3 separate regions of the Mus musculus genome follow, and regions 2 and 3 are each linked to region 1. The links are chromatin loops, found by intact Hi-C in ENCODE. Cell type or tissue: left cerebral cortex. All regions are shown on one strand. Links, peaks and the distances in the headings refer to the core of each region. The heading gives the core; the rest is flanking DNA. Region 1 holds the start of Ncoa1 (nuclear receptor coactivator 1). Region 2 overlaps Ncoa1 (nuclear receptor coactivator 1). Region 3 has its middle 21 kb from the start of Gm46332.

Region 1 (4,696 bases), core at 1,414-3,913:
CCATGTTACAGATCCTATTCACAGAACTAGTATTTTTTTTATATGTCCAAAGGATTATTACTGATGTGTGGGGTTAATAGTGCCTGAATTAACATCACATCTATCTGGGCCATAAAGTTTAAATACTGCATTAGATTTTCATTTTTCAACCTCGCCTTCATTTCATGGGGTCAGTTCTACTTGCTGATTGATAGTGCAATTTATAAATAAAGACATTTTCTTTTAGATAACTAGAGTAACTGGATTTCAGAGAGGCTACTGTGAGGTTCCAGAAGTGAATCCTTGGCTCTGGCGTGTGGGGATTCTGGGGGAGTGCAAGGTTAGTGGGACTTACGGAAGTGGCTTCCTTAGTGAAAGCAGATGGACCAGAGAAAAAGCAAACATTCAAAAAGGACAAGAGAGTGGCAAGACTGTGCTAGCAAGGGACTATGAGTGGGCAAGGTCAAAGGGTTTACTTAGTAAGATATTTCACTCCAGAGAAAGAATTTTCTTTAGCACCCATGAATAGCTATAGCAATATACATACTACTTAAGTTACATTCACAATTCAGTAAAATCTTAGCAGGGTGGCAAACACCTATATTTATGCAACTTGGGAGGCAGAGGCAGGAAGACTCAGACTTGGAGACCAATCTGTGTTATGTAGCAAGGTACTGAACAAATAAACAAACAAATAAGTATAAAACAAACAAAAAATCTCAGTACTGAGTAGTCTGAGAATGTTTTAAGATGTATATTTAAATTTTTAATTTATTTTATGAGTATGGGTGCTTTGCCTGCATCTGTGCCTGTGCACCACATCTGTGCCTGATGCCCAGGGAGGCCAGAGAGTATGTCATATATGCTGGGAATGGAGTTATAAACAGCTGTCAGCCATCATGTGGGTGCTGGGAATTGAACCTGGGTCCTTTGGAAGAGCAACCAGTGCTCTTAACCACTGAGTCATCTCTGCAGCCTGAGAATGGCTTAAAGTTAAGACAGAAACTAATAGTTAAAGCTATGGATACAAACCAAATCAACTTATATGAGAGAAGAGGAAGGAAAGACAATTAAACATACCCCCACGCCTCCCAAACACACAAAGGAAAAGACAAGAAAAGTGTTAGTGAAACAAAGTTCAGAGAACAGGTAGAAAGAATGAGGCACAAAACAGGAAGAGGGGAGAGTAAGAAAGGAGGGGCTAGAAACATCCAGTTAGAAAAACCAAGATAAAGTTGATGTGCCCACCACAGTTACACATCAGCAGTTCCTGAAGTCTAGTAGAGACAGGAGGACTGCCTATACTTGGCTCATTTGTAAGCACCAGAGGGCCGGACAATGCACTTTGCACAGGGTAGATGGTATTAGACCAGGAAACAGACTCCACAGGAGTAAACTAAGTAGAGATAGAGACCTTCAAGCACTTCAGCTATTAATAAGGCTGTGGATTGTGCAGGTGGTACTGTAAAGAAGGTGAGGACAGGAGCTAATCAAATGCACTAGGGTACTGACTTTGATAAGAATCAACGGAATGAACACAGGGATGGAAGGATGACTGCATAAAGGAAGGCTGAGTATGGTCTGCTGGCTGCTTTATAACTATGACCAAGACAGGAAGATGAAGGCAGCACAGGGCACTCAGCAGTAGTAGGGTGAAGGTACCTGCTTTGTGAAAGAAGTCACAGGCTGTCTCAGAGAGGGCCAGCGAGATGTCAGGTTTGACTTAGGGAAGGGACATGGAGGACTTAAGGATTTTCACAGGCTGCTTTGGGGCATCCAATGCAGGATGGGAAACAGCAGAAAACAGCATCACAAGTCAGCTAAATGAGGACAAGAACTCAGGGAAACAAAGATGACCGCACAGCACTTCCACGGCCAGAGAGAACAGTGAGTGGTACATTGCAGGTCTTGGGATAAGAGCTGCTTTCCAGATAAAGTGATCAAGGCTCAAGGAGCTGTCCTGTGGCTGCTTGATTCCTCCGGTGACAAGGAACACTACTTTTGAAAGTAGCATTTCCATTATAGAAGAAAAAAAAGGAGGTTAAAAAAAAAAAAGATGTGGGTCCCCCCTAGAGGGAAAAGATCTGTGAATGACAGACATTTTAGTCAATTCATGCAATTGTAGAGCCAGACACTGTCAGTCAGATCTTTTCATCTGCAAAAAGAAAGGGGGCAGATGATCTTTCTTTTCCGTTGTCTAATAGTCTGTGAAATCATCTAGGCAAACCACCTCTCAAATCTTACAGAACACAACACCAACAACAAAAACGAGGCCCGAGGGATGTCTCTTACTCAAAGTAAAACAACTCGCGAGTGGAAACAGGCCCAGGTCAGATTCCTCTGGGATCCCCAGGGCCTTCAGGTTGCTCCCCAACTTTCCCTAAACTATAAAGAACATCTAGAGGCCATAGGTCCCACAGCCCGCTCAGGGACGCTAAGGGACACTCTGGGGTTCGAGGCTTCCTGGCAGCAGAGAGAACTGCCCCGTGGGGAGGGTCCGTGCGGAAAGAGTTCGGGCCTCCTTTCTCACACTTCCTTAAGACTTCGGGCCCCGGCGTGCCTGCGGCCGGCAGAGGGCGCGGGGCGGCTTCACGCTGCGCGGGGCTGGAGGGGTCGCGCTGCCCGGGGCGCGCCGTCGGAGCCAGAGGGCAGCGGGGCTCTGGGCCTGTCCGCGGAGGGGGCAGGGGTGAGGGCGGAGCCGCGAGTGGGTGGGGCGGGGCTCGAGGGCGGGGCGCTGCGGGCGGGGCACGGGGGCGGGGCCGCGAGCGGGGGGGCGGCGGCGGCGGTGGCAGCGGCGGCAGCGGCGGCGGCGGCGGCGGCGGCAGCCGTGGAGGAGGAGAACATGGCGGCCGCGGAGAGCGGCTGAAATGCCTGTTCTTCAGGCCGGGCGAGCGGGAGACTGACGCGATTCACCTCGTCCTGTCGTCCGTCGGTCGGAGCGCGGCCTCAAGCCCTTCGGCTGCAGTTCGCTGCTGTTCCCTCAAGCACAGCTTGTGCCGGGGTGGTTCTGCATCCCCCTGAAGTGGGGGGACTCCTGCTCCGGAGGAGGGGGGCCGGAGAGCCGAGGCGGCGGCGGCGGCGGCGGGCCGCCTGGGCCCCGGGGACGGGCGCCGGGCCGGAGGAGCGGCGGAGTCCGCGGCGGCGCCGCCACAGTCGCGAGTGAGCGCGGCGCCGGGGAGCGCGGCCCAGAGGCGGCGGCGGCGGAGGCAGGTGAGTGGCGGCGGCGGTGGCGGCGGTGGCGGCGGTGGCGGCGGGAGCCTCGCGGTGGGTGCAGCTGTCACGAGCCGCGCGGCCGCGGCGGCCCTAGGGGGCGGGGAGCAGCCGGCGCCCTCCGTCCTGGCTTTGCTTGCTCTGGGACCCATCTCCCGCTGCCACTTTTCTCGAGTTCCCTCGCTAGCCTGGCGCGGCTGCAGGGGGCGGAGGTCGCAGCTGTCACGGCACCAGCTGGGGGCTGCTCGGGGCGAGCGGCGCGCTGCAGAGCGCCGTCCCTGCGGCGCACTCCAGTTGCCCTAGTTAGTGGAGTGCGAGCATCCGCGGAGGGCGCGCGGCCCGGGGCCGGGTGGGGAGCGGGCGCCCGGAGCCGCCGCCGAAAGGGGGAGCCGGAAGTAGGCGCGGGCGCCCCTCGGCCCCGACGAGCAAGCACGGTGACCTTGGCCAGCCTGTCAGCCTCTCTGAATCTTGTTCACTGGGACAGCGAAATGGGGGCGACCTAGGCATGCCTTTCTGTGGGTGCAGCTTTCGACGGCCCCTTTGCCTAGCCTGGCTGCACTTGCCTTTCTCCCTTTGGGACCAGGATTTCGGAGGTAGGAATGGGCGGATAAAGGAGATTTTCCTCTTGCGGCTGGAATTTGGTCCCTTTGGAAGGTTCTGCTGAAAGGACCTAGAAAGACAAGCAGCACACGTTGGTCCAACGATTGTAGGTAGGGCTGGTTAATGGTCAGTGATGGAACTTGAGCTCTCCATAGTCGCTTGGAAGAGACTCGGAGAAACTGGACACCGGGGTCCTCGGTCCTTACCACACCTCTGCGGTGGCTCGTTTAATTTTATTTGTATATACATTAAAACAAAACAAAACAAAACAAAAAGCAGTCACTCCCATGGGCCAGACACCCTGTAGTGTGACGTTGTTAGAGGAAGACGGAGGGATTGACTGTGTGTGACAAGGACAAGCCCAGGTGCTGTGGCTGAAGAGTTTGGTAGGGAGAGAAACTTTAAGCTGGGGAGTACGTTAGCCTTTCTGGCTCCTCTATCCTTATAGAGACACTGAAGAGGCGAGGCAGGTGTCCTTGTGGAGAAGGTGACTTCTCTTTTTTCTCTTTCCAAACAGTTAAGTTTTTAAATGTGAAGTGTGATGTTGGCGAGTAAAGAGTTCGTAGGTGAATCGCTGTCCCAGCACCCGATGATTGACAAGAGAAATGATGGTGATGATTTGTGAAGCATAATGCTTTTACTTCATGAAGAAATCTTTTAAGTGTCTGCATGGCAGTCCTGCAGTGAAGCCCAGACTATGTAGTAAAGTCGTAGGGGTGGATTTCAAGGGTTAAATTTGTTTGAGGTTTGCTTCCTCGCATGGAATTGGTTGGAGGTTAGTCTTGAAGAAAAAAAAAAAAAAAAGAGTCGGCCAAAGGGGCCTCATCTAGCTTCACAGAAGCTGTGATGTAGCAGGAGTGGGGTCGGATTTCTTCATGTTGGGAATAAGGTGAAAAGAACGTATTTG
Region 2 (4,696 bases), core at 1-2,500, 230 kb after region 1:
TCCAACAGTTCATCCTTAGAAACAAGTAAACATAGAATTTTCTGTGTTGATTTGAAAACGGAAAGGCATGGTTGTGCTCATGTGAAGGTCCAGTGGAATAGTCGTCATTCATTATAGCCTGTCATGATGTCTTCTTAGTCCTTCGTTCTGTGTTTACCAAGCAGGAACTGGAAAGTGAGTTAGACAGAGGATAGAAATCACTTCTGAATTCCCGCTCCTCTCCACGCAGGAGATGGTGGCATACAGGCTGGTACATAGAAAAGGCGAAGACAAAGGGAGTGCCATGGTTCAGCTGTGTGAGGCCAGACAGAAAAGAGGAAAGGAACACACAGAGCGGAGAAGCAGGAAGTGGGTTGGGAGGTTGCTGTGAGAAGAGAAGGCCCTATGAGTTTCCAGAAGAAAAAGAATGGAAACAGTAGCTAGAAGAGGCCACTGCGAGAAGGAAGCCCCACTGGAAATGTACCAAAGATGGCGTGTGACAGGCTCCTGAGAGAGCCCAGAGGAGCCAGAAGCCAACCCTGAGAAGCTGCTGACCAAGGACGATGGGGACGGAGGGATGCTAGCCTAACTCAGCAGACACTGAGGGGCTCCATGGCTCTGTGTCCTGGAGAGGGAGCAAGAAGAGACCACAGGCTAGCCTGACACAGAAACTTGACGGGACACTGGCCAGCTGAGCAGAGGGGTACTAGAAAAAGCTTATATTCCATTTAGAATAGAACATTTTCAGAAAAGTTGAATGTAACTGTCATGCATTAGTGATAAATGGCCTAAATAAGGAATTACTAATATAAAATCCTTTACAACCTTTTGAATATGAGGCACGTTTGCCAAAAGTCTTAGTCGCTAAGCTACCTTAGAAAGCATTTCTGTTTGTCACCTGGAGCATTCAGAAGTGTGGCCTCTCAATCAGTTCTATAGACAATGTGTTAGTAAGGCTAGTGGGGAAACACTAAGACTGGCTCTGTTTTCTAATAGGAGATGCCAGAACTATGTAAATTTAAACATTTTTAAGGACTTTATTATAATACTACTAGAAATAGAGAGAAATTTACACTGTTCTCAAATGATGTTTATTGGGTTTTGTTTTGTTTTGTTTTGAGCTTGTGTGGTTAAGTAAATTGTCTATGAGGGAAAAAAAATCCAAGATAAAATGTCTCTGCTGCTATGTGTTGTGAATCTTAAGTCAGTGTGCGAAGGAGCTGTGTACAGTTTACCACACTAACCACCCAGATGTGACGCCCAGTGAGGCCAGTGCTGGTGCAGAGCGTGCCGACTTTACTTGGCTAGTACCCAGTTAAAGTCTTTATTTCTCAGTGACATAAACATTTTTCCCCTATTCGAGTCATCCATAGAATGCTTTTGAGCTAGTTTTCCCAGATAGCATTTGATTGTTAAAACCCACCACTGTGTCCCCAAACCCTGAAGCTAGGCTTTCCCCGGCCTTGACAATATTAGAGAAGACATCTGAGTCCAGATGGCAACCCTGTAGGAGGCGCAACCAGTCCAGTTTTGGTTTTATTTTAAGTGTGAACTTTCCAGAACCCTGAGCAAAATGAGTGCAGCGATTTTCTTTTTGTAGGACAAGAAGACAGAAGAGTTCTTCTCTGTGGTGACTACAGACTAGAGGAGCTCTAGTGAGTTTCCACTTCACGTAGTACCCACTCATAAGCCGGGGGGGCAGGCCCTTCTGTCTCAACACATCTTTTATTTGTGTTCCAGCAGGTGCAGCAGGTTCAGGTGTTTGCTGACGTCCAGTGTACAGTGAATCTGGTAGGCGGGGACCCTTACCTGAACCAGCCTGGTCCACTGGGAACTCAAAAGCCCACGTCAGGACCACAGACCCCCCAGGCCCAGCAGAAGAGCCTCCTTCAGCAGCTACTGACTGAATAACCACTTTTAAAGGAATGTGAAATTTAAATAATAGACATGCAGAGTTATACAAATATATTATATATTTTTCTGAGATTTTTGATATCTCAATCTGCAGCCATTCTTCAGATCGTAGCATTTGGAGCAAAAAAAAAAAAAAGAAAAAAAAGAAAAAAAGTTCACTTTTGTTGGGAGATTGAGAGGTGGTGTTTTTGTTTCCTTCTTTGTAAAGGCCTTGGATATTGAAAAGAATAACAAGGCAGAACAGTTGGACAATCTTATTTCTTGAGCCAAAAGTTAATTATTCTTATTTTTATAATCAGTCATTGGCTTCTTATCTGGATGAAGGCTTTTGGAGGGAAACCAAAATAACAAGAGGGGAAGACGAAGCCCCACCTCACCGGCTCAGCCCTGTCCCTGCCCTGGAAGAAGAGCCTGTGGGGCTTTGCCTGTCTGTCCACCAAAGGCTGTCACGCTCCTCCCACCGCAGCCTCCCCTCCCCCGGCCCCAGGCAACTTGTGTGTACAATCAGCTTCTTCAAGCAACCCTGTATCTGTGGCATCAAGAGAATATTTTGCGTCTACATATGTACCCCTTCTCCTTTTTATAATGATGGATTTAAACCAAGATGCCTCCAGGAAAAAGGATGAAATTAGTATATTCATTCACCAAGGAATCCAAAAATGCAGTTTGGGGGAAAATGCAATAATTTTTGATGAGATGGGTGAAGGACAAGAACCAAGTTCTATCAATTATTGTAGATATGATTTTCTGATTGAGTCTGCGGGGAAGGCAGCCTGTTCTTTCTGCTTTTACTTTGTTAACAGCAAGGTAGCTAAAGTTATTTAAAATAAAATTAAGTTTATGATCCGAGTAGCTTTTTTTCCTTAAATCTCACTGTAAATATATTTTTGATTTCTTGTAGAAATTGATTTTGTTCTGTTTAATTTTATGCTTTTTTTTTTCAACCTCTTGGTTTTTCTAAATTTGTGTGTGAAGTATAATGTTGATTGGATTGCCATTATGTTTGGCTGGTAATTTCATTATCCCAATAACTGTGAGGCCATGTATGGATTTACTTTGGGTCTCATCAAAGTGGCACCGCTGGAAAAGAGCTATTGTAGCTGAGCTAGGGGAGGCCACCCCAGAGTGGCCAGGCTCAGCTGATCAAAGTGCACAGGCCACTTGGATGAAGGGAAATCAGTGCTCAAAGAGAATCTCCTTTTTTTTTTTTTTTTTGGTCTCAGAATAACTTTGGGAATTTGAATTTCCATCAGTGCAAATGTGTTTCTCTGCTCTGCTCCGAGGCTAATTGGTACCATGTTACCCCCTTGCCTTGTTACTCTGCTGCATCCCTTCTCATCCTGCCCCCACCCCCACCTCCACCTCAAGAAAGGAGCCAGCGAACTGACTCTAGTGCTAGCAGTTGTGCTACTGACCGGGCAGGTGAGCTTGATTAAGGTGTGGCCAGAGGCCAAGGGAGTCTCCCTTGCTAACCTTGCCCAGCATCCCTGGGCCTGTGGACAGCAACAGTGACCTTCGTCACCAGCTACCTCTGCTCACGTGGCAGAGAAAAGGCCATAAGAACCAATGCAGACAAGGAGCACGGACTCAAGACTTCAAGGAAGAAGCCATTTCCCCAGGTCCTTCCTTCTGCATCTCGCCACCCCTGGTACAAACAACTCCATTGAATGGCATCTACTCAGAAACTACAGGATTTTGAAAATGGTGGAAGGGCTCATGTGGTAGCAACTATGAACCAGAAATAGGACCCTCAGTTACAGACATTATCTTTTTTAGTTTTGCAGAAAATGCATCCCTGATCTCATTCATTTCCAGCTTGAAAGCCCCGCCATGTTACTCTAGTTCCTACCAAACCGCTCTAGGAGGTCATTTCAATTTTGTTTGTGATAATAAACGTGCAGACTTCAGGAAGTTCACCTTTAATTTCAGCATTCCAGATGAAGTTTCCTGACGCGGCGCTTTGGCATAAGGACCTAGAAAAGAACAGCAGTAAGGAAAGTTGGAGATGCTAATGCCCTCCCCTATCCCCACTGCACCTTAAAGTATGCATGTCACCTTCAAGGTTTTATAATTGCACTGTTTGTTTTATGTATGTACAGATTAAAATTATTGCTACATTTGAGGAAAATAAAATTGCTTGCTTCTATGTAATTCCTGTCATTCCACAGGAAATTGACTTTTCCAGCTACTGAATAGAATTTGTTTAACAACCTCATGGGCTGCCTCTTCATTTATGCGCTATGGAGGGGAGGGGAGGGGACATATAGAAAGATTACCAAATCACAAATGATTTCAAATATTAAAGGTTAATAAAAAGAAATGATCCTATAGCCCAAAATCCTTAAAGTTACTCTAATATGAACCAGTCTAGAAAATGTTGATGAGACCAAAGCCAAGCTGTGCCTGGGGGCCTTGAGGAAATGCTGACTTAGCTGGCCTTTGGTCTGATGAGTAAACTCTGTTGTCTGGGGCTAAGATACTATCCAGGCAACACTAAAGAACCGTGAAATGTCATGCCCCTCTCAATTACTGATACAGGAATTCTACTTGAAGATGCCGTTTCAGTGTGATAGTGCATTTTATAAAAGTCAGGCCCTGGCCAGTGAGATGGCTCAGCATCTGTAAACCTAACAACTTTAGTTCTGCTCCTAGAACCCAGAGAGAGGACTCCTCTGGCCTCCACAGGAGTGCAGTGCTCTGCTGTTCACACACACACACACACACACACACACACACACACACACACACACCAATAGTAATTTTTGTTTAAACTTATACCCTAAGTAGAACCAATTCCAGAGGG
Region 3 (4,696 bases), core at 768-3,267, 72 kb before region 1:
GGACCTCTGTGTGTTCCAGGCCAGAGTGATCTACAGATCAAGTTCCAGGACAGCCAGTGCTACACAGAGAAACCTTGTCTTGTAAAAAAACAAAATTTTGCTTAATAAGAAAAAAATGTTTTTCAATTTTTACGATTTGTGAATATGTAGATTTTTAACCTTTAAAATTGAAAGTTGGAGAAATGCATACAGACTGAGTTCCATCTGACAGTTAAATTTTCTTTCCCATATAATAGCTAACAATGCATTCCACAGTCCAAAAAGCTAGACGCATTTATAAAAGTATTCACCATGAAGAAAAGCTAAGTGTTTAATGAGATAAGTACATCAAATCTGATTGAAACATTACCTAGCGCACTAAATGTACCAAGCATTTAGTACAGCTTTAATGATTTCATAGATGAGTCAAAAATAAATTTTAAAAAATAGATTACATTTTAGTGAAAATTCTTCTTTACCACAAGCCCCTCAGATTTCACTGATTGTCATAGTTGAGACATGAGGACAAGTGTCAGCTGTGGAGGAGGGCTATCTTACTAATAAACTTATTTAGTAGCATTCCAAAGGAAATGATAAAAAGGCTCTAACTTGTTTTTTTTTTTCTTTTTGACCCTGAGATCAAATTCAAATAAATAGGATAACTGGGAAAACAGCTGCTGGAGAGGGGGCAGGAGACGGCGAGAGAAATGGGAGGTGAGGAGCTGGCTAGCCACAGTTCAGACTGTCTGAAGAAGCTCTGTGGCATCATCCACTGCTTTGTAAACTAATGTAACAGGCGTTTGAATGAGGGGGCCTTGCATGGATGGGTAACATTGTTCCCAGAAAGCTATGGCCTTTAAATTAAAATGCCAGGGCCCCCAAAACAATCCAGCTATTGACACTACTGGTTGCCCATGAGAACTAGACAGTAACCCCTACTGCTAAGAGCACACATATCTCGCCCATAGGATGGAGAGAAATCAAGCTGGGACTAAGCTAGAAGGTCCCTCCCTAGTAGCTAGCTTCTCAAGTGCTTGCAGATGCAAAATCTGGGTGACTGGGAAAGAAAAATCATAAGCAATCTTACTCAGCTGTAAGGCCTGCAATGTACAACTCACCAGGCAGGGTGTGCCAAACAGTATAATAATGGCATGGCTACTTAGAGGGTAACCAACCACTTTCTGCTTGCATTCTGGAGGCATTCCTGCATAATATTATAAAATTGATCAGTAAGACCATGGCTGGGGAGACCATAGGCCCTAACCAAGGAAACTGTGGCTGTTAATTTACTAAACAGGCCTACTGTGCCCATCAGACTACCTTTTCAATATTTAGGTTTTGTCCATGGAGTCGTGCTACTGTCAGCCTTGGTCAGGGAAGCTTGTTTTTGCAATAGGTGACAGTTACTTCAGAAACTCATGACTGGTCAAAGGGCTGAGAGTCAGATACGCTCAGGGATCAGCCCCAGTGAGACAGTGCCACCTCTGAGGCTCAGGGGACACCTCTGACGGAGGAGTGGAAAGAAAGGAGCCAGTCTTCTGAACTTGACACCCCCAGCATCGGTGCCTGCAAAAGACCACCAATGTTCCCACATGGGTAGGTGAAAGACGTACTAGATCCATTAGACCTATTGATGCTATAAGATGACCTGTTGATGGCATAAGAGAGACGTTTGCTTCTCTGGAGTAGGTAAGTTGCTGGTGTTCTGGTAATATATAACCCCTCACCGATGCTCATTCAAGCAACACTACTTAAAGGCAGTCAGACACATCAAACACAAAGGGGGACCTAGAAAAGAAAGGGGGAACGGGACAAGAGAAGACAATGAGGTAAAAATTCATTATATACATTTATGGAATTAGGAGAAATAATTAACTCTTAAAAGAAACACCTGTTCAATAATGAGTTGCTCCTTTGTTTTAGCTTTTACAAAGCAAGTATATAACCTCAAATTTTAACTGTGTGATTTTTTTTTTTAGTATGACGACCTCAAATAAAAAAATTGAGAAGATGTCACCTCAGGACTATTTGGGTTGAAAGTAACACAATGTGCAGCTAAAGATGGCTCGGCCCCACCCATAATGTGCCATTTCAGATGTCTAGAAGCACCGGGCTGGCTGGCTCTTCTCACCTTTCCTGTTGTTGTCACAAGATGGCGCCAATGCTCAAATTAGCGCCTCAGGGAGCCAAGAGGAAGGAGGAAAGGCGAGCAAAGGGGCTTTCTCTTAATTCTAAGTCTCCCTAAGTAGAAAGAAAAATGGAGGCTACCAGCAGAATTCACGGACAACTTCATTACACGTCCCTTTTTAGGGACAGAGAGAAAGAGGAGCGCCGTGGTTTACCAAGATCGTACAGCACTTCAGAGAAATTAAGACATTCATTTACATATTTAATGTTTTGTGTTTGCTGTTGTTTTAATCAAGAAAGGTGTGGAAAGAGCTTTTGGGTTAGGCTATGGGTAGTGCCTGCCAGAGGGGCTCACGTTGGATACCTGATCTCAAGCCAACGTGTGAGCCAAGGCCGATTCAGAAATGGTTTTTCTTCCTTTGATAATACTTACTTATTCTCTGCAGTGACTTAGAAAAATGATTGAACTAAATTCCCTGCCATCAGAGACTTGATGAATACTGAGATTAACAATAAAACTATTTTTAAAAGTCACTGCTTCGAAGCCAAACTTCTTACTCTAGCTCTCACCGGGTTGTACGAACCACCTCTAATTTACATATTACAGAAGAGAGAGAGCCTTACATGGAGAATAAATCATTTTCAAACTAGACATTCCATCCAGAACTGACAGTAGTTGGTTCTCAGCACGTCTTTTATGTCTGACATGCTTTTAGAAGAGTAATCATATTCCCAGTGACTCTCAGGATAAAATTTTCTTCATAAAGCTCATTTTATGGAGGTTTTTTTTTTTTTTTTTTTGTTCTGAAGAATAAAGCAATTATTCTTTCCTTTTGAAATTACATGTCAAATCCAGAAACATCAATTTCTTTAATATATTAACATGGAGTGATTGGGGTAATTCTCTCTTGTATCCTTTCCACTCTCCTTCGGGGTCCCTTGCTTGTTTTGGCAGACCCTCACTCCTACTAGATTTCCATTGCACACCAATTATCCCCGCTCCAGCTGCCCACAGACAGCTGTTCTTACTGCCCTCCACGAAGGCCCCCTCCTGTGGTAACCCTTGCTTCCCCAGGACGGCTACTTCGCCCAGGCTTTATGCCTGGCTTGGGCGCAGAACTTCTGCTCGGAGCAAAGCCTCTGCTCTGGTAAAGAGTTTCAAATGGAGCCGCTCAGAAGTGGCGGTGGGTGCTGGGATCTTGCACCACAACGTGTAGGACCTGCTAGAGTGTTCCCGAGGGGATATGAGCCCGCCAATCGCTATGGCGATGATGATAGTCTGAGAGCTGATAGTCTGGTAACATACTTTCTTTTCTTTTCTTTCTTTCTTTTTTTTTTTTTTTTCGAGACAGGGTTTCTCTGTGTAGCCCTGGCTCTCCTGGAACTCACTCTGTAGACCAGGCTGGCCTCGAACTCAGAAATCCGCCTGCCTCTGCCTCCCAAGTGCTGGGATTAAAGGCGTGCGCCACCAACGCCCGGCTCTCCTTTTCTTTTCTTTTCTCTTCTTCTCTTTTCTCTTCTCTTCTTTTCTTTTCTTTTCTTTTCTTTTCTTTTCTTTTCTTTTCTTTTCTCTTCTCTTCTCTTCTCTTCTCTTCTTTCCTTTTCCTTTTCCTTTTTCTTTCTTTCTTTCTTTTTTTTTTTTTTTTTTTGGTTTTTCGAGACAGGGTTTCTCTGTGTAGCCCTGGCTGTCCTGGAACTCACTCTGTAGACCAGGCTGGCTTCGAATTCAGAAATCCACCTGCCTCTGCCTGGAATTAAAGGCGTATGCCACCACTGCCTGGCCCAATGCATATAACTAGTGTCCAAAAGTTTTAGTCCACCTCACTGAATAATAATTCCCACTTGTCCTAGAAGAGTTTAAGTTAGCAATCTCTGTAGTCCACGTTCAATGCAATCTAATCTTTGCAACAGCAGTGTGTCCTAGGAGCAGTTTCTTCAAGACAGGCCACACGTGTTTGTTCCTTTTGGAATAGAAACAATTTCTCAACACTGTGGAATAAGATAGTATTGTCCATACCTAGAAACACTGACAAGTTATTGGTATGCATACGCCTCTCCTGAAGTTATCTTAGAGTGTGAGTCTCAAGTTTCTCTGGCCATTTCGATCCAACAGCCCGGGTGTGGGAAGCAGGCACAGCAGGCTGACACAGCTGCTGTGGCCACGCTGACTGTGTCTGGCTGGGGGCCATTTGAGTCTGCATCTGGAGATGCAGAGCATTGTGGAGAAATTTTTCTCTGCAGAAAAGTTTCCAAGTGGATAACTACCAGCTTTCCCTTTGGTGACTCCCCTCCCACTCCATCCCGCCCTCATCCCATCCCCCACCCCAGGATCTGAGAACAGATCCCAGGACCTTTTGCTTGCTAAGAAAGCACTCTACCTCTGAGCTAAGTCTCCAACCCTGCCCTTTGGCAACTTTTCCCACTTTCTACCTTAGGTGTCCTCATCTCTGTCAAACTGTAAGAAAACTTTTGTAATGGGTTTGAAGATACAGGGTAAGGCTAGTGGCTATAACCAGTTTATCCTTATACCCAGAAACAGGCCGGGCTTGTTAATTTTTTTATTTGTTTTATGTATGTGTGGTTTGCCTGT

The links. Hi-C counts contacts between places; a loop is a spot of excess contacts. Peaks named below come from ENCODE experiments on the same cell type or tissue, not always from the same donor. Only the 100,000 strongest peaks of a DNase experiment are listed, where the experiment ranks them.
Region 2: it touches region 1 in a loop (2.3-fold over the local background); 2 of 42 quality-filtered maps call a loop at or near these places.
Region 3: it touches region 1 in a loop (5-fold over the local background); 14 of 42 quality-filtered maps call a loop at or near these places.

Annotation. Positions count from the first base shown.
Region 1 is chr12:4,475,265-4,479,960 of GRCm38, reverse strand. Ncoa1 (nuclear receptor coactivator 1) reads left to right here and starts at 2,779. Exons shown (of 23, transcript NM_010881.2): 1 at 2,779-3,189. In left cerebral cortex, for the core only: CTCF peaks have their summits at 2,535 (motif pointing right) and 3,470; DNase peaks (open chromatin) are centred at 2,557, 2,841, 3,435 and 3,693; H3K4me3 peaks cover 1,738 bases; H3K27ac peaks cover 1,483 bases.
Region 2 is chr12:4,246,774-4,251,469 of GRCm38, reverse strand. Ncoa1 (nuclear receptor coactivator 1) reads left to right here. Exons shown (of 23, transcript NM_010881.2): 22 at 1,580-1,634; 23 at 1,720-4,108. The coding sequence ends at 1,624. Among named protein-coding and RNA genes, the nearest start is that of Ptrhd1, 15 kb to the right of the region's middle. In left cerebral cortex, for the core only: no CTCF peak of the experiment used is centred there; a DNase peak (open chromatin) is centred at 1,529.
Region 3 is chr12:4,546,266-4,550,961 of GRCm38, reverse strand. No RefSeq gene overlaps it. Among named protein-coding and RNA genes, the nearest start is that of Gm46332, 21 kb to the left of the region's middle. In left cerebral cortex, for the core only: a CTCF peak has its summit at 2,132 (motif pointing right); a DNase peak (open chromatin) is centred at 2,135; H3K4me3 peaks cover 600 bases; H3K27ac peaks cover 180 bases.